Linked DNA regions of Homo sapiens: all the other regions are linked to region 1. Evidence: chromatin loops called from intact Hi-C (ENCODE). Cell type or tissue: PC-9. All regions are shown on one strand.

What was found. Peaks named below come from ENCODE experiments on the same cell type or tissue, not always from the same donor. Only the 100,000 strongest peaks of a DNase experiment are listed, where the experiment ranks them.
Region 2: it touches region 1 in a loop (16-fold over the local background); 79 of 110 quality-filtered maps call a loop at or near these places.
Region 3: it touches region 1 in a loop (7-fold over the local background); 61 of 110 quality-filtered maps call a loop at or near these places.
Region 4: a loop joins it to region 1, with 11 times the contacts of the local background. A loop is called at or near these places in 109 of 110 quality-filtered maps.
Region 5: it touches region 1 in a loop (5-fold over the local background); 13 of 110 quality-filtered maps call a loop at or near these places.
Region 6: a loop joins it to region 1, with 12 times the contacts of the local background. A loop is called at or near these places in 12 of 110 quality-filtered maps.
Region 7: a loop joins it to region 1, with 12 times the contacts of the local background. A loop is called at or near these places in 16 of 110 quality-filtered maps.

Annotation. Positions count from the first base shown.
Region 1 is chr3:46,077,359-46,081,358 of GRCh38, reverse strand. It overlaps a transcript of XCR1 not described here. Among named protein-coding and RNA genes, the nearest start is that of XCR1, 52 kb to the right of the region's middle. In PC-9, CTCF peaks have their summits at 2,189 and 2,388 (motif pointing right); DNase peaks (open chromatin) are centred at 608, 1,028 and 2,368; H3K27ac peaks cover 1,695 bases.
Region 2 is chr3:45,759,112-45,763,111 of GRCh38, reverse strand. SLC6A20 (solute carrier family 6 member 20) reads left to right here. Exons shown (of 11, transcript NM_020208.4): 9 at 40-199; 10 at 3,090-3,255; 11 at 3,985-4,000. Among named protein-coding and RNA genes, the nearest start is that of SLC6A20, 35 kb to the left of the region's middle. In PC-9, CTCF peaks have their summits at 1,617 and 1,816 (motif pointing left); no DNase peak of the experiment used is centred here.
Region 3 is chr3:46,370,833-46,374,832 of GRCh38, reverse strand. CCR5 (C-C motif chemokine receptor 5) reads right to left here and starts at 3,887. Exons shown (of 2, transcript NM_001394783.1): 1 at 3,845-3,887; 2 at 1-1,941. The coding sequence starts at 1,930. The coding sequence ends at 872. CCR5AS (CCR5 antisense RNA) reads left to right here. Exons shown (of 4, transcript NR_125406.2): 3 at 3,416-3,589. In PC-9, CTCF peaks have their summits at 1,966 and 2,165 (motif pointing right); no DNase peak of the experiment used is centred here.
Region 4 is chr3:45,936,609-45,940,608 of GRCh38, reverse strand. The region is part of intron 14 of FYCO1 (FYVE and coiled-coil domain autophagy adaptor 1); the gene reads left to right. Among named protein-coding and RNA genes, the nearest start is that of CXCR6, 4.9 kb to the left of the region's middle. RefSeq lists an enhancer at 1,865-3,064. In PC-9, CTCF peaks have their summits at 1,450 and 1,652 (motif pointing left); a DNase peak (open chromatin) is centred at 1,638.
Region 5 is chr3:45,038,733-45,042,732 of GRCh38, reverse strand. No RefSeq gene overlaps it. Among named protein-coding and RNA genes, the nearest start is that of CLEC3B, 14 kb to the right of the region's middle. RefSeq lists a silencer at 1,872-1,991. In PC-9, CTCF peaks have their summits at 1,628 and 1,831 (motif pointing left); a DNase peak (open chromatin) is centred at 1,872; H3K27ac peaks cover 1,479 bases.
Region 6 is chr3:46,440,887-46,444,886 of GRCh38, reverse strand. LTF (lactotransferrin) reads left to right here. Exons shown (of 17, transcript NM_002343.6): 13 at 1,305-1,446; 14 at 3,404-3,471. Among named protein-coding and RNA genes, the nearest start is that of LINC02009, 19 kb to the right of the region's middle. RefSeq lists an enhancer at 1,570-2,071. In PC-9, CTCF peaks have their summits at 1,883 and 2,083; a DNase peak (open chromatin) is centred at 2,126.
Region 7 is chr3:45,510,001-45,514,000 of GRCh38, reverse strand. LARS2 (leucyl-tRNA synthetase 2, mitochondrial) reads right to left here. Exons shown (of 22, transcript NM_015340.4): 16 at 766-866. Among named protein-coding and RNA genes, the nearest start is that of LARS2-AS1, 2.5 kb to the right of the region's middle. In PC-9, a CTCF peak has its summit at 2,347; a DNase peak (open chromatin) is centred at 2,280.

The sequences.
Region 1 (4,000 bases):
AGAGCTGGTGTTTTCCAAATGGTGTGGATCACAGGCTGAGCAGAACTAATGAGACAGCCTTTGGCCAGGAGAGGTTAAAAACTTCAATTAGTTTGGCCATTGAGTTTTTATTATACCATTGGTGTGTTTCACCAGTCCAGAGGATTGGGGGTTAAAAGCACAATTGGAATATAGGCCAAATGTTGCAAATGGATTGAATTACTTGACCAGTAAAATGTGTTTCTTGGCCGTTCTGGAGCTCAGATGAAACTCCCCATGAAGGAATTATCTTTTCTAATAACAATTTTCTTACTACTTGGACCATGGCTCATTGGCACGGGCAGGTTTCATCCCAATGAGAAAACACATAAATTAGCACCAGAACATATCTATAACCCTGAGACAGGGGCAGCTGGATAAAGTCCAATTGCCATATATCAAAGGGTCCTAAAGGTAAAGGAAAATGTCCCTGTAACCTATGAAGGAGTTTTCCAGGATTATGTTTGGGACAAACCATCAGCAAGAATAAACAAGAGGGGATGGTTTCCAATAATATTGCTTTCCCCAAGCTGTCGTTTCATCTGGATTCCAATGAGTCAGCTCATAAACACATCATTTAAAGGGTAATTGAAGCCCTAAGGGAAAGATTGGTCTATCATTAAGTCCACATCATAAGCCTGTTTCTGGGGAAAACTTGGTTCCTTTATCTTTCCTGAGGTCGATTTCCTTCTTGAGAGCTCCTGTTTGTGCTGCTTCTAATAAAGTTCTTGTTTGTTTGTTTGGCAGGGGGGCTGGGGTTTTTTGTTGTTTTTGTTTTTGAGACAGGGTCTCGCTTTGTCACTCAGGCTGGAGTGCAGTGGCACAATCTCAGCTCACTGCAACCTCCGCCTCCCTAGTTCAAAAGATTCTCATGCCTCAGCCTCCCAAGTAGCTGGGATTACAGATGTGAGCCACCATGCTTGGCCAAAGTTTTAAATGGGTAATAAGTCTGTAAGGACATTTCAAGGTATCTATTGTCTGATGTAACCTTCAGGACTGCATTCTTAGCGGCATTGTCAGTGAAATGATTGCCTTTGCTCTCTGGAGTATCTAATTTGGCATGACCAGGAATTTTTATATTTTTATGAGATTTCAGTTGGGGACTGCTTCCAAGAGGTTGGAGACTTGTTGGCTTTTTTTTTCTTTTTTTTTTTTTGAGACAAGGACTTGTTCTGTTGCCCAGGCCAGAGTACAGTGGCACGATTATAGGTGATCTTGGAGGCTAGCATCAGGCATTCCATTCCAGAATATTGTTAAAAGGTTTTTTTTTTAACTGTTCAAAATAATTAAGCACAAATTCATCTGGCCTTTGAGTATATTGTTGAATTATCTTCCACTCTACATTTGAGGAAAGACCCAGGAAATGGCATCACAGAGAGACTTGGCTAAAGTGTGGATCTTCTCATGGTCAGCTTCTGTTTGTTTTTCCAAATCCTCTGAGGGATTTTTCCAGATTGCCTTTTTTGCCATTCAGTGGCCCTGCCTTCTCATACCAGCATGTGAACTAATTGATAAAGGTCAGAATATCTGGGCTTATAAGTCTGGACAATTAAAGCAGATTGTTCTGCAAACCCTATGGGATCTTGGAGCAGGTCAGGGAAGTCTTTTATAATATTCTTCAGTTCAGTTTTTGTCCAAGGGGTATACATAATAGTGGTCTCACCTCTTGCTGTGGTTTTACCTGAAAAGGGGCTGCCAAAATGGGGTTTCAGGGAGGGGGTTCAAGTTCTAGGGAATTTCCTAAGGTGGTAGTGGGAGGGAAGGAAGGGCAGGACAGGGGACTTGAGATAAGAGAGGATATAAAGGTGCAGGGGTAGGATGAGGAGAAACAGCTGGAAGTGGAAGGGAGGAGGGCTTCAAAGTCTTTTTAAATTCAGAAATAGATTTAGGATCTTTTTGTTTACCTCTTGGATTGAGGCAATTTTCTCAGAATTTATCTTAAAAAAACTCTAGGTGCCATTGGAAGTAATTATCCTATTTCATGTTCTAAAACCAGCTTTTTTCTCTATTGTGCACACAAATGAATCATTTTGGGCATTTCAAAAGACCCACATTTTGGCCATTGTTGATGATCATCCTGGGCTATATGGGTCCGTTTTCCTAGATATTTACAAGAGGATGTCTCATAAGTGTTGTACATAAAACCAGATGGTGTTTCTAACAATGGTTGTCCCTTAAAAGAGCGCTCAGATTTTCAAGCTTGATTTCCCGTAACTTAGGAACTTCTTAAAAATGACCAAGGCCCAGGATGTGTTTGGGTGGAAGTGTGGTGCTTACGAGCACTGCTCCTCTAGGTGTCACCCAAAAGTCATGAGTTGCTCTCTTACGTTGTCTCAGAATGCCTCTAACCACCAGGTGGCACCAGAGTGCTAAAGGTATGAGCGATCAGTCCCGTATTTTATGCCCATGCAGATGATCGAGTCCCTAAAAAACGTTCTTGTGGTGAGGAATACCCTACGAGCGTCCTTTATATCCTAGACAACAGCCTTGACACCTCTGCAAAGTCTGCAGAGACTCTGCAAACTCTGCAAAGTCTCCAGTCACCTAGAGCACTCCAATTGGTCAAAGTGAGCAACTGCCCTTTCTCCATAGCAAGAGAACTCACTCTCATGCACTTTTCAGTTTAGAACTAATAGGAATTGGTCACAGATGAAACATCCAAGTCTGAATTTCAAACAATAGGAAGCAGCTGCAATTTTAAAAGCGTGCTATGTAAAGCAAAACCACCAATGTCAAATTGCCAATGCCTGGACCCAGACCTCCCTTCCCCAAGGCAGAGGTGAAAAAACGCTGTTCCCCCTACCCTTTTTCTTTTCTGGAACCCAAATCTCCTGCCCATTAGGCACAGATGGAAAACTCCCATTCTAGTAAGGGAGGATCGGAAAACATAGCTCAGGCAAAATCTAGACCTTCAACCAAAAAATGGGAAAGGCCCAGATCTCAGCAGGACTCATACCTTACATTCAACAATTTCTCTCAAAGTCAGAATACAAGAGGTTCCCAGAGCTGGCCAGGCGCTGAGTCTGGGAGGTAAGTCAGATAGTAGAGCCAAGGGGGTTATTCTGAATCCTTCTCATGGCACCAAAAATGCTGACCCCAAAGGAAGAAGATGAGGCACAAAATATATTCATAATTTTGAAGACTTTACTTGAGCCAACATGAGGCCAGCTGCTCAGGACACACTTCCAAGTTGCTTTGGGGAGTGCCGCATCCAGCCTTTGTTGCGAGCAGGCTTTTTAAAAAATAATTTCAACTTTTATTTTAGATTCAGGGGGTTACATGTGCATGTTTGTTACATGGCTATATTGCATGATGCTGAAGTTTGGGGTACAAATGATGCCATCAGCCAGGTAGCGACCATGGTACCCAATAGGTGGTTTTTCAGTCTTTGCCCCTTTCCTTCTCTCCCCACTCTAATAGTCCCCAATGTGTGTTGTTCCCAGCTTTATGTCCCTGTGTGCCTAATGTTTAGCTCTCACTTATAAGTGAGAACGTGCGGTATTTGGTATTCTGTTCCTGTGTTAATTCACTTAGAATAATTGTCTCCAGCTGCATCCATTCAGGCAGGTTTTTAAAGACAAAAAGTGAGCAAGGAGTGGACTGATACAAAGCTATTTGACAGGAATTCTCATTGGTTTGCAGAAATAACATTGATTAGTGATTGGCTTTATGTTGTTGAGCTACAGCAGTGGTCCCCAAAATTTTGGCACCAGGGACGAGTTTCATGGAAGACAATTTTTCCACAGACCTAGGAGGAGTAGGGGAGATGGTTTGGGGATGAAGCAAGTGCATTACATTTATTGTGCACTTTATTTCTATTATTGTTACATTGTAATATATAATGAAATACATGACTCACCATAATGTAGAATCAGTAAGAGCCCTGAGCTTGTTTTCCTGCAACTAGATGGTCCCATCTGGAGGTGATGGGAGACAGTGGCAGATCATTAGGAATTAGATTTTCGTAAGGAGCATGCAACCT
Region 2 (4,000 bases), 320 kb after region 1:
GGTCTCGGGCAGGTGAGCAGCTGGTCTTGTGGCCCCCAGGTCTGGTGTGCCTTGTCAACTGTGCCATTGGCATGGTGTTCACGATGGAGGCTGGGAACTACTGGTTTGACATATTCAACGACTACGCGGCCACACTGTCCCTGCTGCTCATCGTGCTGGTGGAGACGATTGCCGTGTGCTACGTGTACGGGCTGAGGAGGTGAGGAGGCCCAGGACCCTCATTTGCATAGGGAAAACACAGCCACAGAGGCCACGCCCCTCAAGGAAAACAGCTGTTTCTTGATGCACATCTTCACCTCTTCTTTAAGCTTCGCATCATGACTCAACGTTTGTTCTTTGCCCGCAGATCTCAGCTTATGCTCTGCCTCTATTCCATGCTCAGTTTGCTTCAGTGAATATCTTTTTCTCTATTCCCTGTACTTTTGCTTTGTATCATAGGCTGTTTTAGGGTTGACCCTGCTGGACCCCCACAGCTTACTGGGGCAGGGAATTGTGCCTCCAGGCACTGGATGCTCTGATCATCGGCCAACATCAGTATTTTCCAAGAACCCTGACCAAAGTCCAGTTGATAACTTAGACCTTAGAAAATTTGGCAGATTCAAAATTTAGTCAGTGAGGTTCTCAATCCCAGTGCACAGCACGGGACTGGAATGTTTTAGTTCTCCCCAGGTGATGGAATGTGCAGCTGGGGCAAGAGCCACTGGTCTAGAGCAACCTTCAAACTCGAGTGTGCCTCAGAGTCCCTTGGGCTGGTCAAACACAGCTGTGAGACTCACCCCCAGGGTTCTGATCAGGCAGGCCAGGGGAGGGCCAAGAATTCACATTTCTAGCAGGTTCCCAGATGAGTCTGGCACCCACACTTTGAGAACCACTGGCCTAGAGAGCTTTGCTACCTCAAGTGTGGTCCCTAGAGCGGGAGCAGCAGCAACAAGGCGCTCGTTGGGACTGCAGAAGCTCGGGCCCACCCCATCCTGCTGAATCAGATCCTGTATCTTCACACTATGTCCAGGGGGCCTGAGGCACATCACAGTTTGGGCAGCGCTGCTCTAGTGGGTGCGGTTTGGGCGAGGAGGCTGTGCCACGTTGTTTTCTGCCCTCTTCCCCAGTCTTTTTGATCCTCTGTGCTGGTTCAGGGTGGGGAGGGAGACATTGACAACACTCTGGGAGGCAGGCATCCCTGAAGCAGCAATCCCTGCTGTGTCCCCGGAAAGGCCAGGGTCCCGTGCCATGCTGAGGGATCTCCCATGATCCATCAGGACATAAGTTAAACAAAGCCAAATTGATGTCTTTCCCGTAGGACTTCTCAGAATCTTAAAGACAGTTGTGGATCCCAAAGAGAGGGTTAGAATTGCAGCATTTCCAGACTTACTTGGTCAAGGAATGCCTTTTCACCCTCCTCTCACCCGACTCCCACCCTTAGCTACTAACATTTTGAGGACACTAGTGTTAAGGGGACCAACTCTCCCTGTTTCCCCAGGATTGAGGGGTTTTCTGGGACGTGGAACTTTCAGTACTAAAATTGGGAAAATCCCTGGTCACCTAGGAAATGCCAGTCTAGAGGGAGAAAGAGATTGGTCACTGAGAGGGTGAGTGTTTCAGGATAAAAAGAGAAGGTTGGGAGAGAGGAACAGAACCTAGGGCCCGCTGGAGGTCACTAGATGGGTGAGGGGCACAAGTCCATCAAAAAGGGGCTGGTGAAGGGAGACAGAGGCAGAAACAAACGTGCCTTGGAGATGTCGTAGGTGGACTGACCATGTAAGTGGCAGGAGGGGAGTGCTTCGGCTTGCTCAGGTGACACCGCCATCTAGTGACCACCCAGCAACAGTGTCCTGGGGCTTTTCTGCAGCCAGCTCTTCCCAACTTTCTCCATCCAGGAAAGGGGGGGGGGTTATGGGGGTGTGAAGGGACAAGAGGACCCCCAACACTTTTTCACCTGTCTGATTTTGAAAGCCCCAGGTTTTCGTGTCACATACATGAGCCTTCATGGCCTGCAGCCTAGAGTCCAACTACGTCAGCAGCAGCAAAGGGCAGGTGGTGGTCGCCACACAGCCTCGCATGGACACCCAGGACATGCAGCAGGTCCCAGGGAGGGAGGGGCTGTGGCTGCAGCTGGTGACGTCACACCCACACCACCCCAGCCCCTCCCGCCAAGGCTGCCTCTTCCGCTGTAGGGAGCAGGTTTAAAGGCTCTGGGCTGGAGGCAGGAGGCCAACCCAGGTTCTGGGCCTGGTCTTTACCAAGCCCTAAGGAAGAAGGCATCGCAGCCCTGGGCCTTGGTTCCTCCTGTGTGAAATGGGGAGTTTCGTTGGGCCAACATCTCCCAAAATGCCAAAGATACTTTTTATACTGTGTACGTGTATTCAAAAACACACGTACTTAGTTTGTCAAGTCGATGAGAAACTGGCTGCTGTTGTGCTGCTGCTAACCGTAGGTTTAAAAGTAAAGAAGAGGGAAAAGAGAGCTACAGGCATGATGGAGGTGGTGATGGTGGCTGTGGGCAACGCCTTTGGGACTCACTGCCCTGGCCACTCTAGACCAGCTCCAGCAGGCCAGGGCTACGGTCCTTCAGTCCGAGGTTGGCTCTTCCTCTGTCCCAGAAAACCTGCTCTGGTTTCAATGGACCAAGTGATTCTGCTCCGTGGTGTTTCTACTGGGAAAGGGAGTCACTGATTGACAGGGGCGGGCTGGGTAGGGGGGTGGGCAAAGCCGCCCAAGAAGTCCCTGTCATTGATGACCAGCCTGACAAATGTCCATCCCCTGCTGCCTGTGCCCACCATTCCTGGAGGCTGCCCTCTGGGCTATGCCAGCAGCCTTCATCTGAAGGCTGGCATTAGGAAGGCGTCTTCTGATGTCCACTCTCTGCGGGTTGCTTGCTCCGTCATCCCTTCTGGGCAGCCTCAGCCCTTCTCCCCTCCCCACCGCAGCACTCGTCTCTCAAGAAGGTGTCACAGAGGAGCCCAGTGGCCAAGCTCAGACATCCTTTACCACCTAGAACAGAATGTTCCTTTGTGAATAGGGACAGGCAAGCTGGACGCCCTGACCTCCGCAGCCTGGTTAATCCAGACTTTCTCTCCCTGTTTTCCAAATAGATTTGAAAGTGACCTTAAGGCCATGACCGGCCGAGCTGTGAGCTGGTACTGGAAGGTGATGTGGGCTGGCGTAAGCCCACTGCTGATTGTCAGCCTCTTTGTCTTCTACCTGAGCGACTACATCCTCACGGGGACCCTGAAGTATCAAGCCTGGGACGCCTCCCAGGTATCTACTGTCTCCGTAGGGCTGGCGCTGGGCCCCCATGGCCACTGAAAAGCATGGGCCATTCATTTTCCGAAACCAGGGGACTATTTCCATGGTGTGGGTAGGTTATTTGTCACGACATGGAAATATCACTGAGGTATTTTAGAAATAGTCCAGCACGGAGGAGCTGGGCTTTGAGCTTTTAGGTATGTGCTTCAGTGGGGCGAGAGGAAGGCACTCCTCCAGAGCTTCCCCATCCACCTGTCCCCCGGAAGCTGAGAAAAACTCCCGCTGCAAAGGCGCCAGCTCCTGCCTCCTGAGCAGCGCTCTCCTCCGCGCCTACCGCAGCAGACAGCACTGACAGAGAACGTTGCTACCTTCACGGGAAAGTCCCATTCCAGGCTAAGAGTAGTCGCCTACAGTTTAGGTTCCCTGAAAGTTGCCTTAGACATAAGGTGCTTGATTATTACCATGGTTATTCATTATGGGTAGCTCCAAACAATAGCTCTACACCCACTGGTTCAAGTAGTTACTATTATTCCTAGTTTATGGAAGAAAAAGAAGGTGAGGGCAGTTAGGCTCCTGGCACATTTGCTAGTGAATTGCAGAGCCCGTGGCCCCAGGAGTGAGGACACCGGCCCCACATGCTCTCTGCCCACGTCACATCACCTCCCCATCACGGATGGGCCCTGAGGCCCAGGGGCAGTGCTCAGCAGGTGCTCTCTGCTGACACTCAGTCTCTCCTTTCAGGGCCAGCTCGTGACCA
Region 3 (4,000 bases), 290 kb before region 1:
TTGGTGGTCTCCTTGCCCTAAATGCTCATCCTTCCTGACCCTCCTTTGGCCACAGAGTAAACCTTCTGCAACACCAACCAGGATCTCCCTGCTCAGCTCATGACTTAGACGGAGCAATGCCGTCAAGGTTCTTCATGATCTAGCCTTGTCCTTCCTCCCCATGTCTTCCCAACCAGCTCTGTCTCCTTCTACAGCCAAGCTTGCCCATGCAGTGCTTGCAGTGAGGCTTCTGTCTTTGCCAGCAATAGATGATCCAACTCAAATTCCTTCTCATTTAAGAAGCTTCCCCAGCTCTCCCAGGCCACAAGTCTCTCGCCTGGTTCTAAGTCAGTGAAACTTATTAACCATACCTTGGAGGGGAAATCACACATGAAAAGTGTCATTTCTTTACTAATCATATTCATGTCTTTTCTCCCCATAGCAAGACAAAGACCTGTTTTAAACACATTTACAACCTATATGTTGCCTTGTACTAGGTAAAAAGTTGTACATTTCTGAAATAATTTTGGTATTTCTGTTCAGATCACTAAACTCAAGAATCAGCAATTCTCTGAGGCTTTCTTTTAAATATACATAAGGAACTTTCGGAGTGAAGGGAGAGTTTGTCAATAACTTGATGCATGTGAAGGGGAGATAAAAAGGTTGCTATTTTTCATCAACATATTTTGATTTGGCTTTCTATAATTGATGGGCTTAAAAGATCTAATCTACTTTAAACAGATGCCAAATAAATGGATGAATCTTAGACCCTCTATAACAGTAACTTCCTTTTAAAAAAGACCTCTCCCACCCCACCCCCAGCCCAGGCTGTGTATGAAAACTAAGCCATGTGCACAACTCTGACTGGGTCACCAGCCCACTTGAGTCCGTGTCACAAGCCCACAGATATTTCCTGCTCCCCAGTGGATCGGGTGTAAACTGAGCTTGCTCGCTCGGGAGCCTCTTGCTGGAAAATAGAACAGCATTTGCAGAAGCGTTTGGCAATGTGCTTTTGGAAGAAGACTAAGAGGTAGTTTCTGAACTTCTCCCCGACAAAGGCATAGATGATGGGGTTGATGCAGCAGTGCGTCATCCCAAGAGTCTCTGTCACCTGCATAGCTTGGTCCAACCTGTTAGAGCTACTGCAATTATTCAGGCCAAAGAATTCCTGGAAGGTGTTCAGGAGAAGGACAATGTTGTAGGGAGCCCAGAAGAGAAAATAAACAATCATGATGGTGAAGATAAGCCTCACAGCCCTGTGCCTCTTCTTCTCATTTCGACACCGAAGCAGAGTTTTTAGGATTCCCGAGTAGCAGATGACCATGACAAGCAGCGGCAGGACCAGCCCCAAGATGACTATCTTTAATGTCTGGAAATTCTTCCAGAATTGATACTGACTGTATGGAAAATGAGAGCTGCAGGTGTAATGAAGACCTTCTTTTTGAGATCTGGTAAAGATGATTCCTGGGAGAGACGCAAACACAGCCACCACCCAAGTGATCACACTTGTCACCACCCCAAAGGTGACCGTCCTGGCTTTTAAAGCAAACACAGCATGGACGACAGCCAGGTACCTATCGATTGTCAGGAGGATGATGAAGAAGATTCCAGAGAAGAAGCCTATAAAATAGAGCCCTGTCAAGAGTTGACACATTGTATTTCCAAAGTCCCACTGGGCGGCAGCATAGTGAGCCCAGAAGGGGACAGTAAGAAGGAAAAACAGGTCAGAGATGGCCAGGTTGAGCAGGTAGATGTCAGTCATGCTCTTCAGCCTTTTGCAGTTTATCAGGATGAGGATGACCAGCATGTTGCCCACAAAACCAAAGATGAACACCAGTGAGTAGAGCGGAGGCAGGAGGCGGGCTGCGATTTGCTTCACATTGATTTTTTGGCAGGGCTCCGATGTATAATAATTGATGTCATAGATTGGACTTGACACTTGATAATCCATCTTGTTCCACCCTGTGCATAAATAAAAAGTGATCTTTTATAAAGTCCTAGAATGTATTTAGTTGCCCTCCATGAATGCAAACTGTTTTATACATCAATAGGTTTTTAATTGCCTACATAGATGTCTACATTGAATTAACTCTCTTTTTGGCCAAGCAATGAAGTTTTGTAGTGAAGGGAAGGTTTGCTGCTAGCTTCCCTGTCCACTAGATGGAGAGCTTGGCTCTGTTGGGGGAATTCATGAAAGCACCATCTCACCAAATAAAATCTTGTGCTCTATAGCACCATGGAGTGAATGAAGCTTTGACAACAATTTTAAGAAACTGGGTCAAGCATGGTGCAGCTCAGCCTTTTTGTTGTTGTTGTTGTTGTTGTGAGACAGGGTCTCACTCTGTCGCCCAGGCTGGAGTGCAGTGGCACGATCATGGCTCACTGCAGCCTGGACCATCCCGGGCTCAAGCAATCCTCTCACCTCACCCCTCCAAGTGGCTGGGGACTACAGGCGCCACCACACCAAGCTAATTTTGTTTATTTTTATAGATACAAGATCACACTATGTTGCCCAGGCTGGTCTCGAACTCCTGGGCTCAAGCGATCCTCCTGCCTCAGCCTCCTAGAATGCTGGGATTACAGGCATGAGCCACCATGCCCGGCTGCAACTCAGTCTTAACATTTTTATTGACGCTAGAGTTAGCCCACAAAGAACATGCACTATGAGCAAGCCAGTAATAATTAAGAGGCCTCGAGGGCACATACTGGATGCCAATCACTGTTCTAAGCATCATACCCATTCATTCATTTAATCCTTAGGGCAACCTTATGAGGCAGGAAATATTTTTCACATTTTGCAGACAAGGACCTTGAAGCACAGAGAGGGTGAGTAACTTGCTCAAAGCCACACAGCTAGTAAGCAACCGATTTTGAATGCGGGAAGCCTGCACTCTTAACTACCATGCTACCCTCCCTCTCAGTCCTCGAAAAGAGAATTAAAAGGCAAGACCATCAGATGTTTGGTGACATGATGTAGTCAGAGTGAAATGGCCGGGTGCCCAAGTCCCAGGGAAGGTCATAGATGACAACAGCCAATTGTAAAATCCTCACATTTTCTGTGAAGTTTGTGTTTGTAGTTTCTGAGTTGCCACAATTAAGAGTTGTCATACATACCCAAGAAATAATATAATAAAAAATGTTTCGTCTGCCACCACAGATGAATGTCATGCATTCTGGGTAGTTTAGTCTTATAACCAGCTGTCTTGCCTAGTCTATTTAAGTTCAGCTGCTCTAGCTGAGAATTTTCTCTTATTAAACCCTGTGAGTCTCAAACTCCCTGCACCTTAGACTAGGCAGCTGAGAGAAGCCCCTAGAAAAGCTCATTTTTAATTTTGAACCATAAAGAATTATATACTAACTGTGCCATGAAACTGATATATTAGAGGAAAATTTTATTTGGCGTTTGTAATTTAATATTAATTTTGACCATTTTTAGGCTTCCCTCTTGTCTGGAGGAAAAAGAAAAAAGAGAACCAGACTTAGACACAACTTCTTGTGGGCACATATTCAGAAGGCATCTCACTGGAGAGGGTTTAGTTCTCCTTAGCAGAAGATAAGATTTCAAGATTTCAGCTAAGACTCATCTCTCTGCAAATCTTTCTTTTGAGAGGTAAGGATTGTTAGTTATTAAAATACTATTGCTCCCTTTAAAGTCTTTCACTCACAATCATGTTTTGTATCTTTGATGTTATAACCGTCTGAAACTCATTCCAAACTGTGACCCTTTCCTTATCTTAAAGATTATATTTTAAGATAATTGTATGAGCACTTGGTGTTTGCCAAATGTCTTCTATGGGTTTCCTGTAAAGTCTTTTACTCATCTCAGAAGCTAACTAACAGGCCAAGCAGCTGAGAGGTTACTTACCGGGGAGAGTTTCTTGTAGGGGAACGGATGTCTCAGCTCTTCTGGCCAGATGAGCTGTGCAAATCAATCATATAGACAGTATAAAAGTAGGAAATGCTGTTTCTTTTGAAGGAGGGTGGAGTTAAATCATTAAGTGTATTGAAGGCGAAAAGAATC
Region 4 (4,000 bases), 140 kb after region 1:
GTTTTATACATTGGCATGGTTCCAGGGTTTATGTTTCTTCTCCCCCGACTCTTCCCTTGGAGCAGGCTGTCCGCAGGCATGGTGGCTTGCCAGCACTTGGGAGGAGCTGCATGCTCAGACTGTTTACTGGAGGTGTATGCATGCTCATTTGAGGTGTTTTTCCCTTATCAGTCGTTTCTAGAGGAAGGTCACATACCGGTTAAACTGCCATTTTGCCTCTTAGTGTGCGTGCTTGAGCCCACTCGCCCAACTCCTGAGATCTTGTCAGGAAGCTGCTGATTACCAGCTTCAGATGTTTTCTATCTATTGGGAGACTCTTTCTCTGGCTCTGGCTGCAACCAGTTATTTTAGAGAGACAGCTTAACAATTGCCTGACCATTACTTGATGGTCACCTGACATTCCTGGGGGAGGGGGGCCCTCTCCTGCCCTGCTCATGTCTGCCTAGCTACCTACTCTAACACTAGGAATTTATAAGCAATGGATTAGCAAAGTAAAATCAAGTTAATACAATAATAATAATTTGATAGCAAAATTTAAAGATGCCCCCAGATCACAGAGTGAATATGATGTGTGTGGTGTGGTTCAGCCCAACCTTCCAAACCTGCACTGGTCAGTGGAGCCTTCTGCTGTGAGAGACCTGTGCTGTACCTGCACTGCCCAACACAGTGGCCACCAGTCCAGGTGGCTAGTGCCACTTGAATTGAGCACTTGAAATGTGGCTAATGCCACCAGGCAGCCACATTTTTAGTTAAATTTATCTGATGAATTTAAGTTTATATAGCCACATATGGCTAGTGGCTACTGTATTGAAGAGTGCAGTTCTAAACTGAAGACATCTCCATTTCACAGGAGACTGTTCACAAATGGAGGCTGACCAGAGGGACGATGGGAGCCTGTGTAATCAGGAAAACAACACTTCTCACTCTGCGGGGCTTAGCGAGGCTGAGGGGAGATGGCACCCTCTGGGGAAGATTGGCAGCAAGGCACCTTGGGCCATAGGGATTTTCCAGGCATCTGTTCCTCCCTCAGCTAGTTTCTAAACAAGCAGATCTGTACTGCAGGCAGTCTGCAGGATTAAAGTTGTGCAGTAATTACATAACAAACAGGCTGAGGCCATTTGAGTCGTGACAGGGAAGGACTATAGACTCCCATTTGTAGACACCAAGCTGAAGGGGCTCCACCATGACTCAGAGAGGTGTGGACTCCAGGACTACAGTGCCAGGGGCTGCCTGATTTGTGCTCACCACTTTATTCTGACTCGCTTCTAATGTGGAGCCTTGGGTATGTCCTCCTTTGGGAGCATTTGGGACAGAAGAAAACCTTACCCTGAGACAAATAATGTAGATATTCACTGGGCATGGGCTGTGTGCACAGCAGGCTGCCCAGGAATGCCAGGATGGCACCCACAAAGGGACAGACAAGTTGACGGACTAGAACATGTGCTCAAGAGATATTCACTCAACTGACCACAGGCTGCAGACAGAAACTCGGAAGGAAAGGGTGGCATGCCATCAGCCAAGCTAGCAGTAGGCTGCCATGACCAGAGCAAGGGGAGGAGGAAAGCCGCGTGGGCAGTGAGTATCTGGTATCTTTGCTGAGGCTGCCTCAATAGCAAGGAAAGGAAGCAGCTGTAGTAGGAGGTGGGGTGCCCTCTAGTGGTCATGCTTTGGTTGCTGTCCTTTCTCAAGCTCTTACATCCCTTGACATCCTCTGAGTTGCTTGAACATTTCCTACAACATCTCATGGTAAGAAATACATTTTGCACGGCTACCTAGTTTGCATGTGTGTATACATATGGTCAAAACAAGAGCCTCGAGGCTGGCCTCAGTGGCTCACGCCTGTAATCCCAGCACTTTGGGAGGCCGAGGTGGGCCAATCATGTGGTCAGGAGTTTGAGACCATCCTGGCCAACATGGTGAAACCCCGTATCTACTAAAAATACAAAAATTAGCTGGGTGTGGTGGTATGTGCCTGTAATCCCAGCTATTCGGGAGGCTGAGGCAGGAAAATCGCTTGAACCAGGGAGTCGGATGTTGCAGTAAGCCAAGATCGTGCCATGGCACTCCAGCCTGGCAACAGAGCAAAACTCCATCTCAAAAACAAACAACAACAACAAAAAACCCCAAGAGCCTCATAAATACTTATCCTCACAACATGCAATATACTATTGTATTTTCTGTTTTATTCTATTTCTCTTTTAATGTTGGTCATAACCTCCTAAACTGATTCACAGCCCACTAAATGGGTCATGACCTACAGTTTGAAAACCTATTGAAAAGAAAGCCCTCTGCCCTAATTGTCACCTTTGAGACTGCATCACCCACCTATCCCATTCCTACCTCACTCATGCAGGGCGTCTGTCGGGGCCAGCAAGGGTCTGGGAAACCTGCTCTGTGAATCATCTGCTTGCAGGTAATCAGGCGTTGTCTGTCATCACTGTGGTCAGGGAGGAGGGTGATGGAGGAAGAGAGGAAATTATAGATTAGGACATCTTTTATCCTGAATGCGGGAAAATTGGGAGAACCAAGTACAGCTTTCAGTGTCTCTCTCATTCTGTGTTATTTCTTTATCTCATTTATGGTATTTACGCCTTGGACAAGGATGAAAGCAAACAAAAGCAGGCCTGAGTGACCCTGGCCTGTCTCCTCTGGACTTGTGCTTCCCTGCTGTCAAGTGGGTGGCCGCACAAGCTGGCTCCTTGAGCAGCTTCTTGCACTGATGTTCCCTGTTTCTGTTTGTCCCGAGGTGAGGGTGCGGGCCTGGAAACCAGCGGCTGGAAAGCAAAAAGAAGGAGGTGTTAGGCAAGGAGGAAGACAGAGAGGGGGTTGGGGCCAGGAAGAAAAAGAAATGCCAGAGTGACAAGACATGCCCCTGGTGGCAGCAGGTGCTGCAGCCTGCGTTCTTCCTGCACCTTCCCTGAGAAGAGCAGCGGAGGCTGTGGGCAGGAAGCTGCTGACCAGAGCAAGCCCACTTCTTTCTGAGCCAGTGGGCTCACACAATGCTATCTCTGAGTCCTTTAAAACTTACAGCCTTTTCAAGCCATCAGAACCCAGAGTCCATCTGGTTACATTTGCTTCCATTTAGAGAAGGAAAACTGGGGTCTCAGGAGGAAAGAGCTCACCGTGAGTCACACAGTCACAGTGCTGAAGCTGGAACCACAATGGACCCCACTACAGTCATACCATGTCCCCTGCCCTTGGGGGCCACAGAGACCTCCAGCTAGAGGGAGCCCCACTTGCTCAGGGCTGGTGGCATTCAGCTCCTGGAAGAGCACAGATTGTTTCAGCAATTTAGAAAGAAGCCACACTGCATGGGAGATCTTCCTCATTGATGCCTTCACATGAGGGCAAAGCCATTTTTTCTTTTCTGGACCTAGGTTTCCTCTTTGGCAGAACTGGGGAGTGGAGCTGGTTGGGCTCTGAGGCACCTGAGATTGTATAAGTCCCTGGCTGAGCTGGACCTGGAACCCCACAGGGAAAACACTAAGTTGCAGTCAGGGTATCTAGTTCTGGCTCCAGTTCTGCCTCTGAGGAACTGCCTGGGCCTCTGTGTCCCCATCAGTGAAGTGCAGGGACTTCAATTTGCCAAAATGTTCTAAGGATCCGTAATTCAGAAGGTGTTAAAAATCTCCCCTGGGTGCCTGTTCTTGTGCCCCAGGGATAGGCCAGAGGCTTCTCTAGTTGTGCACTGGCACTGAGAAGGCAGGACCCAGTGGTGCTGGTACCTTGGTCCTGTGGCAACAGCTCTGCTGGCGTGGGCTAGGAGAGTGGTTGATTTGTGTTTCTGCTCACCCTTCCTATAGCAGGAGGTATCTTCCCTACAGCTGCTCCAGGGAAACTGCTGTAGCCCTATTGTCTTCTCCTTGTCCACCTGCTTGGCCCTGGCCCCTGCAGCCCTCCCTCTACCCACAAAATCTGCCAGGGTCTCTGTCATGGCCTCTATGATTAAAGGATCCCCCATGCATCTGGATTTGGCTGCCTGTGACTCCAAGACTGCGGA
Region 5 (4,000 bases), 1.0 Mb after region 1:
GGAATTTCTTGAGGAAGACTCAAGAAATGGGAAGAGATATTCTAGGGCTGATGAGTTTTTTTCCAAAAGCCTAACCTAGGAGGCAGCTGGCTTCACATAAGTCTGGTTCCCAACCACTACATCTTGGAATCACCTGGGGAGCTTTAAACACTACCAGTGCCTGATTCTGCTCCCCAGAGATTCTGATTTAACCAGTCTAGAGTGTAGCCAGGGTATTGGGTTTTCTAGAAAGTACTTCAGGTGATTTTACTGTCTGGCATGGCCTGAGAACCACTGACCTAACTTTCAATTTGGCCAGATCCTTATTAGTTCAGAGCCAACTGCATTGCCAGACTATCTTCCCTAGAGAATTGTCTTTCTTGTATAATAAGGAACTAGGTCACAGCTGAGCTCACTGTGGTTTTTTCCTACCCAGGTAAAGTCATGCTTTTTGTTATCTCTTATGTAGGGGAGTTTCGTTTCCAAAGCTTTTTCATCGGTACCATTGTTCCACAATCTTCATAATTGTGTGCCAAGCAGCAGGGCAGAGCCTTTACACAGGTGTAGTCCACAACAGCAGCGTGAGGGAGGGAATAAGCCCACCTGCCAGATGGGAAAACAGCCTCAGAAAGAGTGATCCTAAGCCTGGGTCACTGTGGTTCCCAGTGGATGATCTGTTCTTCACCTCCCCGTGCACATCTCTCATCATAGAAAGCTAGCCTGGCTCGTGGAAGCAGAGTATCTGGTAGCTAAACAGATGTGGACTCCAGGCCCTTCTCTGCTGCCTTCACTAATGGCCTTGGAGAGAATCATTCATAGGTGATTTGAAGTGATACAGTAACCACAGATAAACCAGCCATGGCTGACTTGAGAGGCTAAGAAACTTGTCTTCAGCTTTCATGTCTGTGAACTTGGCTCTGCTGCTCCTCCCATTTCAAATCATGCAGATGAAGAAACCACAGTTCAAACAGTGTGACTTCTCCAAGGCCACAAGACTAGAAGGTGGCAGAGCTGGAATCTAAATCTAGAGTTTCTTTCTGACCTAGTGTCACTGCCACTGACAACCTGGTTTAAGAAAACCCTAGAGGTTAGAGGAAGCCCTAGTTTCCTAATTTGCCTTTGGCCTAGCTGTGTGGCTTGCCTGTCCTCATCCAAAAAGCATTTTCCTACCTTATTGTCCAATTTTCTCAACAGTGCAAACCAGGAGAGCTACTCTCAAAAGCAGCTCCATCCATTTGTCTTTGAGCTCTTAAAAATGCCGAGTGTCCTGTCAGGTGGTAAACAACAACTCAAGAGCAGGCTCCAGGCAGAGTGCTTGGTGCATAGTAGGCACTCAATACTTACCAGGTGTTGACTTGGAGAAATGGTTTGCAAAAAGCTACTTCCTACTAAAAAAGTGAGACTCCTGGGCTCATTCTCTAGCAAGGTGTGTGACCATGGCTGGTCATTTAGCCTCCCTGTACCTCAGTTTCTTCTTCTAAAGATTGCATTGGGCCAGACACTGTGGTTCATGCCTGTAATCCCAGCATTTTAGGAGGCCGAGGTGGATGGATCACCTGAGGTCAGGAGTTCAAGACAACATGGTGAAACCCTGTCTCTACTAAAAATACAAAAATTAGCCAAGCATGGTGGAGCACGCCTGTAATCCCCACTACTAGGGAGGCTGAGGCAGGAGAATCACTTGAAGCCAGGAGACAGAGGTTGAATTGAGCCGAGATCACATCACTGCACTCCAGCCTGGGCGACAGAGTGAGACTCGGTCTCAAAAAAAATAAAAATAAAAAAATAAAGATTGCATTGATGTTTCTCCCCTGGCTGTGTTCTCACATTGCATGAAACAACAGTGCCTTCTAGTGGAGAAAAAGGTTAGTTGTTTTGTGGGTTGTGCCATGATTTTCAGCTTGAAAGATTCATAAACCATGCTCATAGATGAGTCACCCATGAAAAGCAGGTGAGCTAGAGCTTACCATTAGGCCTCAGAATAGCCCTAAAAAATCTGAGTGGAAAATGTGTTTTTACAGGAGGCTGTACCACCAATCACAAATACACATCAATACACATCACTATCAACTCTCCTTTACACATCTTTCACAATCACATCAAGAAAATCTTAAAACTTTCTTCAAGATCCAGGAAGGACTTGATTTATATAGCAGATGGCATGTGGGCTTTGGAACGCAACAGACCTGTGCTGAAATTCCAGGCCCATCACTAAATGTTCTCACAAAAGTTATCTTTATACCTCATTTTCCTCAATTATGAAATAAGTTTAGTAATACCTCCCTGCTAGGTTTATGAATATTAAATGTTGCCCAGCTCATGGCGAGGGGCTTTGGGGTCAGTGCAAACATTGTTAGTTTTGTTTTTATTAATATCTCCTTTTTATCTGTGCAAAGCCAAAATCAAAGGAAAAAGTGTCACCTGGGGGTCTAAGGCATTAGGGCCACATCAGCAGAGCAGTGTTTTCGGATGAGGCAAAGATGTGCATGTTTGCGCATGGAAGAGAAGATTGCTTTCCATGGGCCAGCTCCAACCGAGGCCTGAACCAGCCTTTCTCTCCCATACAACTAGTGCTTATGCAGCAAAGGTCATGGTTTATGGTGGGTGGGAGAGACCTGGGGGAGTTACGGAAACAGTAAGACTGTTATTTGCAATGGTTCAAGCAGGAGACTTGAGCCCCACAGCAATGGAATTGGAGGAGAGGGAACAGATCAGAGAGTTCTTTGGGAAGCAAAAATCATAGAGTCCTGGTAATTACTTGGATCTCAAGTGTCTCAAGACAGACACTAAGTCACCTTTGATGCCCCACAGGTTTGGCGTTTGGGTAACTGGGCAGGTGAGGATCTTCACAGAGATGGTAAACTCAGGAAGAGGAGCAGATTTGAGTGGAAAGACCCTGAGTTCCCTTTTGGACATGTTGACATAGGTGCCTAAGGGCTTCTAGGTGGTGGTGTCTACCAGGCATCTGAACGTGTACACATTTGGGATTCAAGAGATAGCAATGGCCAATAGTCACTGCAGAAAATGAGACAGTCAGTGAAGGGGATGAGCCTTGATGGGCAGAGGAAACAGCCACCATTTCCATTCTACAAAATAGCTTTCTTATCTGGAAAGGATTCTACAAAAACTTTCCTGAGAACAGTGGGTAGAATCTTGAACTCAGGAGTCTTAGAGATCATCTAATCCAAACTTCATTTTGCGGATGAAGAAACTGGGGGCCAAGATGCCCCACAGGCCTTCTCCAGGGTCCCACAGCCAGAACTGCCAGGACCAGCCTCAGGTCTCCCATGCACCCCTTTCTTCACACGGAGGGTCTCCATCTGTACTGCCTCCTTCCAGCTCTTCCTCCCCTTGGCCGGGATGGGCTGGGGTGAGGAAGGGTGAAGGAATGACCAGAAGGGAAAGGAGGAACAGGAACAGGCACAGCAGAGGTGGTGGAGTGAGGAGAAGAGAGCAAGACTCAGCCAGGTCTGTGCACATGGCTCCCACACACTAGTGAAGGCCAAGAGCTGACAGAAGGATCCTTCCCAGAAACCACCTCCTCCTGCTTGGCCATCCTCACAGATGCCGAGGGCAGCACTGTTCTCCAAGAAAGGGCTTAGGCCAGTGCCCCTGCAACTTAGTTTTCTAGCATTCCCCTAACACAATTACCATTAGCACAATTGATCAAATCAGAACAGGTCTATGACATATTTTTATAAACACAATTAAACACTACTCTTAATCAGATGAATAGAGTTCTTAAAAATTGGCTCACATATCTAGCAGAATACAGCAGGATTCAGCATCAATAAGATTCCTATTTTTCACTTTTAGAGTTGTTAATGTTGAGAAACTTTGTTCAGATAAGTAAGTTGGTGAGACTGAAAGGAGTTTTGTTATAGCAGTGTCACTTAGTCCTTGAGCTTCTAAGGTAAAGGTCAAAAGTGTTCTGTCAGGAGGGAGAGAATTAGGACAAATACCTAAGGCATGCGGGGCTTAAAACCTAGATGATGGGTTGATAGGTGCAGCAAACCACCGT
Region 6 (4,000 bases), 360 kb before region 1:
CTAAGCAAAACTGACGCTTACTCTACACTGCAACGGAGCCTGAATAAGACCTCAAGAGCCTGGCTCCACCTGCTTCTGCAGTTTTCTCTCCCCACCACACCCCACACTCATCCTAGTCAGCATCAGCCACACCCTGCCTGCTGTGGGCCCCGTGGCATGGTGTGTAGCACATCCTCAATGTGACTCCCTTCTTGTATGGGCGTCTCCTAGGGCAGGGGCTCCACTGCATGGGTTTTTGATCCTGGCCGGGGCAGGCAGCTTTCACGTGGCTCTGCTCCTCACCAGCTCCATGGCAGCCTCTGAGCTGTAGGGAAACTGCCAGGATGGAATGGGAACTCCCAGCTTTTCCTGAGGTTGACACATAGTGTGGCTCTTCCAGCAGCAGTGGGAGTCTGATAATGGGTGACGTTTGCTCAGTGGGGCAGAGCTTTCTTGTCACCTTTGTTTATTCTTTCTTGGGTTAAATCACACAATGAACGAATTCAGATCAGGTTCAGCTGCAAGGAACAGAAAACTCCTGAAATAGTAGAGGCTTAAACAAGACAGAAGTTAATTTCTGTGTCATGTAGTCCAGAGGTGGTTTGCCTAGGGCTGGTATGAAGACAATATGGGGTCTGGAACCTGGGCTTTAATCATTTGGCTACTCTGCCATTTGTGTGGCTTTCATGCTCAAGGTCACCTCATGGCCCACATTGCATCTCTAAGTCCAGTCCCTGCTTCTGCATTCTATGTGCAGGATGAAGAAAGAGAAGGAGAAGAAAGGGCAAAAGGCATGTACCAATTGTCTTTCAAGGATGTTTCTGAGAAGCTGGCGCCCAACACTCCTGCTGATATTTCACTGGCCTATAGCTACCCATATGGCCATATGAGCCCCAGGGAGTCTGATAAGTCTAGTCTTTATACCAAAGGGCCAAGCACCCAGATACAAAGCAGGGTTTCCATTACTGATAAAAACAAAATCAGATCCTGGACTAGGCAACTCACAGGCTCTGCTGCACACAGCCATCACGGTCATGAGCTGAGTCCCCAGCTCAAGGCTGTGATGACGGGACCCTCCAGGCAGCCACAGCTCTCATCCCCAGCCTTAGTTGGGTGTCCATCTGTGCCTACAGTCTGAATGAAGCTTTTCTGGTGGGTCCTATGTTGGTGACAACATGTTGCTTTGTGATGGTGAGTGTGTTCTATCTAGATTGCTGTCCTGGGAAGTCTAATGAACTGAAACCACCCTGCATCGGCTGTTAGGTAAAGGTTGCTTGTGTGGACTCAGGTTTGAAGAGCTGACTCCCCGTGTTCCTTCTCTCCAGATGAATATTTCAGTCAAAGCTGTGCCCCTGGGTCTGACCCGAGATCTAATCTCTGTGCTCTGTGTATTGGCGACGAGCAGGGTGAGAATAAGTGCGTGCCCAACAGCAACGAGAGATACTACGGCTACACTGGGGCTTTCCGGTGAGTCTGTGACTGAGCTCCATCAGGATGGGGACTTACCTCATCCCTCAGCATGTCAGCATTGCAGTTCTAAGGAGCCAGATGTGACCTGTCACAGCAGAGTGGGGGTCATCCTGTGGGTCAGCTCATGGGTGGCCCCAGTGAGGGCTGTCCCCACCACACCCACCGCCCCAGAGAGTGGAGGCTGGCACCAGGGCTGTCTGACCTCAGCTCCGCAGTGCTTCTCCCTGTGGCTTTGAGCCAAGATCAACAGCAGTAGGCCTCAATAGCCTCGTCCTGAAAATCAAATGGGTAGAGTGTGGTATCCTAAGTGCTTCCTACAATTCCATTTATGGGGAAGAATTCTCTTTCCCATCGCCGCCCCTTTTCTTCTCACCTAGGTCATGACTATGGCTTAGGTTTCCCTTTTTCTCTGACTTTGGCCTTAGAAATGGCAAAGAGATGGCAGAATTGCAGTGTTATTCTCCAGTAACGAAGTGAAAAATAAGCCAAAAAACAAGTTTTCAGAATTCATAAGTTATAACCACTTAGTGACTTGTAACCACACCCCACGTTTTACAGCACCATTCATCCGGGTGTTGCTTCTCAGGGGCACTATTTACCAGTGTGAAGGGTGCAGAGAGGATCTTCCCCTGTTCCTTTTCCTCCATTTGCCAAGAGTACATTTCACGACCAGATGGCGTCATGTGTCTGAGGGTGTCTGAACTTTTTAATATAAATTCAACAGCCTTGTTCCAGTAATGGAATGACAGAAAAGTAGCTTTTGCTATATAAGTGGCTCATAAAAAAAGACCCAAAACAAAAAAAAATGTTTTGTGAATGTATAAAAATATCTTTAAGGGACTAAGGATTTGCAAATGGAAATGTGATTCTACTCAGAAATGCTGAACACATGTCTCATAAGAGCCCGAAAGAAGCATGTGCTCCTCTTTTTTTTTTTTTCAGACCTGCAGCAAGGTATTAGTTCACTGGAAACACCCACATTTTAATATTCCTAATTATACTGGAAGAAAATCCCTTGTCTTTTGTTTAAATTATATCTAGAATCTAGATTGGGGAAATTTATAGCAAAATCATTAAAAGCTGAAACCAGTGTCATACCCCTTTATTTCTATCATCCTTATAATGCTGGTTCTTAATTTTTAACTTTCTGCTGACTCTGTAGTATAGAAGAAGATCTAGCCTCTCACACTGCCCCCAGCACCTTTTCCACCACACAACCACAGACTTCAACTCTCTTCAGCACCCAACACGCTAATGTCATATTCAGTACTTATGACTGTGTAAGCGTTATTCTCATATTATATTTCCCTTATTGTACAAACTTTTTGTTTACTCTGGAGTTCATAAATGTCTTTTCTTATTTGCTTAATTTTCTGCACTTAAAAAAACACATCACTATCTCATCCCCAAACTGTCTGCCAGTAATGTAAATCTCCTAACAACATGCATACACACACACACACACACACACACACACACACACACACACACACACACACACACTCTCTCTCTCTCTCTCTCTCTCTCTCTCTCTCTCTGGGTGCTATCACAGTTTCATCATTTACTTGGAAGTGCTGCTCCAGAAGGCATCCATCTTCCTGCTGCAGTTTGGACTGGTTGCTGTGTAGGCCGCCTGCACATCTGTGGTCCTGGGGGTCCTGTTGACCATTATTTTGGTGCTTTCCTTTGTCTTACTTCATGTTAGATTGCCTGTTTCCTGGGTCGCATATCTTTAGATTTCTTGGTTTTGTAATGTCTTTTATATAGGGTTTTAAAAGGAGGGCAGGTACACCTGTGTTCAATCTGCCGCTGTAAACAGTAAATTCCTAGAAATAGTTGTCTTTTAGATGTTTACTTCCATATTTCAGTTTTTGGAATGCATATTACAAATATTTATGAAAGCCCCACTAGTTTCTCTTCTGTAATTATGTGTATATTTTCTGGAACATTTTAGGTGCCTGGCTGAGAATGCTGGAGACGTTGCATTTGTGAAAGATGTCACTGTCTTGCAGAACACTGATGGTAGGTGAAGGTGTTTCCTTTTCTCCTTCAAAGCAGAGTCTTTGGCATCACAACACATCTTAGTGTTCAGATTTGCCTTTGGGAAGGTTTTATAACATTTTCCATATTTGTGATTAAAAGAACTCCAAAATTCTTTATCTCAATAGACAACATGATAACATCTGTAGGTGTCATATGGATTTTGAAACGAAATTCATACACACACACTCTCTCTCTTTCTCTCACACACACACACACACTCACTCTCACACACACAGATACTAGCCATGCTCAGTAGCAAATGTCTCCCTGGCTTCCTCTAGTCAACCACAGAAACACACTGTCTGCCCACATGAGATCATGCATGCCTATTGGAAACTGTGGATGATGCTACAAACTGGGTGAACATATGCAAATGAAGCCTCCCTTTATGAAAAAGGAAGTAGAGGCCTTCATTCATCCCCATGTGAGCCTTGGTCTGGAGACTCCTTGGGAGTTAGTGGGAACAAAATTACAGGTGGTTGCAGATGATGGAAGATAATCTTCCAGC
Region 7 (4,000 bases), 570 kb after region 1:
CTCCTGACCTCAGGTGATCCACCTGCCTTGGCCTCCCAAAGTGCTGGGATTACAGGCGTGAGCTACCACACCTTGCCCCTACCCATTTTCTAACATGTCATATATTCCACGTGTGTGCTGGGTGCACGTGATACATCCTCACCATGGCACCTGAAGATCTTGTGATCCTCAGGGTGAAAATGAAGGGTGAAATGTAAAGGGTAAAGGGTGAAAATGCAGAGTGGAAGGAAAAGGCTTGGGAGAGCTGGGACAGGAGGGAAGTTCGGGGAATCAGGGGGAGGTGTTTTACTGGGAAATGCTAAGAGGGGGCTGCTCTGGGGTGCTACGAGTAAACCGAGTGCTGCCCCCCAAGGTTCTGAAATGTGCCACTAGAACATGTTGGGAGAAACACTGGGAGTACCCCAGTTCTGGAAGAATGTGTCTTGGGCCTGGGGGCTCTATCCCTGAGGTGGGCTTTCAAAGATGGTCTGGGATAGGAGGTCATGCCTGAGTTGACTCTGTTACATACAAATGAAAACCCTGCCAGAAGCTGAGGTGGCACTTTGGCTGAAGGGGGCTGCAGCAGAGGAGCAGACGGCCAGTCCAGGACCAGGCTTCAGGGGGCGCAGGCCCAGAGGGAGCTGAGGCTTAGAGACCTCACAGCCAGCGGGTCTCTCTCCTGCATCCTCCCCACTCTAGAGGCAGATGCCTGCTTGCTCAGTAGCTCTCAGGCCTGGCCTTGGCTCTCTGGGAGTACCTGGATGGGACCAGATGGGCCATTCTTACCTGTGAGATCCACTTCCTCTCTCTGTAGATACTGTCCAGATGGTAGGCGGAATGTCTGCCCCTTGATAAGGCCTTGGGCCAGCAGCTTATGAAAAGGCTCCCTGAGGAAAGATGACAGGAAAAGAAAACAGGAGGAGTGGGACATGAGGCATTGAGAAAACAGCAACGCAGACCTTCCCTCGGATGGGCAGAAGTAGCTGCCCCTCATAAAAGCAGGCGGGCTGACCAAGGCCACTTATAAACCCAGCTTAAACAAATGGCTCCTTAGAAATAAGTGATAAGAAAATAAATTCAGGCTGGGCGTGATCCACCTGCCTCGGCCCCCCAAAGTACTGGGATTACAGGTGTGAGCCACCCCACCTGGCCTAAAAAAAGTTTTAAACCATACAAGTCATATATGACTATAAACCTTCTGTTCAAATCCAAACACTACCACTCCTTTCTAGGCCTATGTCCCTTTCAGGAGGCAGTTCTTATTAATAGTTTGGTATATATCCCTGGAAAAGTCTGGAGACATTTTTCAATGCCTTTGTATACATAAATGTGTACCTATCCACATATGGTTTTTATAGATTTTTGGGGATTTATATAAGTGGGATTATACCTTATGTATACTTTATGGTATTTCACTTAATGATATGAATGGATTTCTCCATGGCAGTTCATATAGATCTATCTCACTTTTTAAAAAGTTACCTAGTGTTCTGAAATATGAATTGATTATAACTTATTTATAGTACCTGTTTTAAAAAGTAGTTTTAGTTATACCCTTACTGGGTAAATAGTGACATATAAACTTTTTCTCATAAGAGGATAAGAACAGGTTGACCTTCATACTGAAATTATTGCAAATTTGCAGTTGTTTATTCTTAAGAATCTGCCTGATTCAATTTTGAGGCATTTCAGCAAGACCTATTCCAAACTCAAAGAATGATTCATGGCGATATCTGCTGATAACACACGTTAAGTATTTCGTGTTCAGGGTATCAGGTAGGAGCACTCATTTCCTGGAGATCCAGTGATGTTCCCCACAAACATCACCAGTACATGGCTTTGGTTGCTCAAGGTAAATTTTTAAAGGTGTTTTTAGGGCAAAAGTTAGGAGAGAATGATCTGGATTCAAAGATAAAGATAGGTAGGATGATCAAAATCAGCAGCATTGGCCAGGCGCGGTGGCTCACGCTTGTAATCCTAGCGCTTTGGGAGGCCGAGGCAGGTGGATTGCCTGAGCTCAAAGTTTGAGACTGGCCTGGGCAACATGGTGAAACCCCGTCTCTACTAAAATACAAAAAGTTGGCCAGGTGTGGGGGCGCGCACCTGTAGTCCCCGCTGCTTGGGAGGCTGAGGCAGGGGTTGCTTGAGCCCAGGAAGCGGAGGTTGCAGTGGGCCGAGATCACGCCACTGCACCCCAGCCTGGGAGACAGAGCGAGACTCTGTCTCCAAAAAAAAAAAAAAAAAAAAAAATCAGCAGCATTAAGCCTCAAGAAGGGGCTGGGAATCCAAGGAATCCTATTCTTAGGTCTTGTATTTTATCAAGTGGCACAACACTGCCACCTTCCGAGAACGGACAGAATTGCAACCTGCGAAAAACTGACTAACCCCAGCTGTTCAGCCTAAGGCTGCAACTTTTGCCTCGTCTTTTATAACTTTTTTTTTTTTAAGGTAAACTGTTGAGGTATAGCACACATATTGAAAAGTGTAAGTCCTAGCGGTATAATGATGAATCTTCACAATATAAAACACACTTGTGTAACTGGCATTCAGCCCAATTAGCAGAACGTGAAATCAACCTTCCATCCGCTTCTAGGCACTGTCTCCTCACTATGGGCCCCTATAGCCTGACTGCTAACACTATTATTTCATCTGCCTGTTTCTAACCCGCTTGTAGCCATTTCTTAGTGAGAGCTCTCAGGGGATGTCCACATGGGAGGCTTTCCCCAGAACTGGCAGGCAGGTCCTCAGCAGTGCACCCACACCAAGACCTGCTAGTTACATGAATATATCCTAATGTCTGAAAGCTTCCAACAATGAAACTTGACAGTTGAAGCTCTTCTGGACTGTCTTCTCTGAGGGTTGCAGTGCAGCAGGGGCCATCTCAGATGGATCATCTAGAGCAGGGATGGCAAAACCTAGCCAACTATCCCCAGTGCCCTTGCCTACAACCACCCAGACACCATTCATCGACAGCAGCACTCCTGGTGCTCAGAACGAGTCTCTGAATTCTTCTTCGTACCATATAATCAGAAAGCACAGAGTTATTATGTGAAATGTATCACTTATTTCTTTGGTATTTCTTGAGTGCTTGCTATGTGCCTGGCACTGAGCTAGGCACTGGGGATATAATGTTGGGCAAAGCAATCTCTGCCCTTGGGGAGCCAGCCTGTTTACGATCACTGAACCAAACCAATGCCTGACAACTCTCAGAGCTGTGAGGGAGGAAAAGAAAGAGTGCAGTCATATTTGAAGAGCTCCTCCTCCCAATCAAGTCCAAATTCCTCCGCATAGCCATCCAGGACTTCTCCCTGTCCCCTGCCACTCCCTCTGCTCTTTCAAATGTTGCCTGCATGTGCTTCCACGTCTTTACTCACGCCATTTCCCAAACTGTTATCAAAACTCTAGTCCTCCTTCCTGGCTCAACTCAAATGCCATCTCCACTGAGAAGGTATCTCCTGGTCAGAATTAGAATTAGTTGTTTTTTCCTTCCTGATGCATCCTGTGTAGTGCCTGTAATTGTATCTAGCAGCTATTACATTTTATTGTGTATTTAGGTAAGCTGCTTGCCTGTCTTTCTCCTGTGAGGAGTAGGAGGATGATTTTTTTTTGAGACAGGGTCTTGTTCTGTCACCCAGGCTGGGGTGCAGTGGCACAATCACAGCTCACTGCAGCCTCAGTCTCCTGGGCTCAAGTGATATTCCCACCTTACCCCTGCAAGCAGCTGGGACCACAGGCGCGCACTACCACACCCAGCTAATTTTTTGTATTTTTGGTAGAGATGAAGTCTCACTATGTTGCCCAGGCTGGTCTTGAACTCCTGAGCTCAAGCAATCCTCCTGCCTCGGCCTCCCAAAATGCTGGGATTACAGGCATGAGCCACTGCTCCTGGCCTTGAAAATCCTTAAAGGCCACTCTCAGTCTCCAGTTCCTAACAGATGCTCAGTAATGTTAATTGCCTTGAACTCAATCAAGCTTGTTTCAGTGGATGAATAAACCTACCAGCAGCAGGGGTGGGGGATAA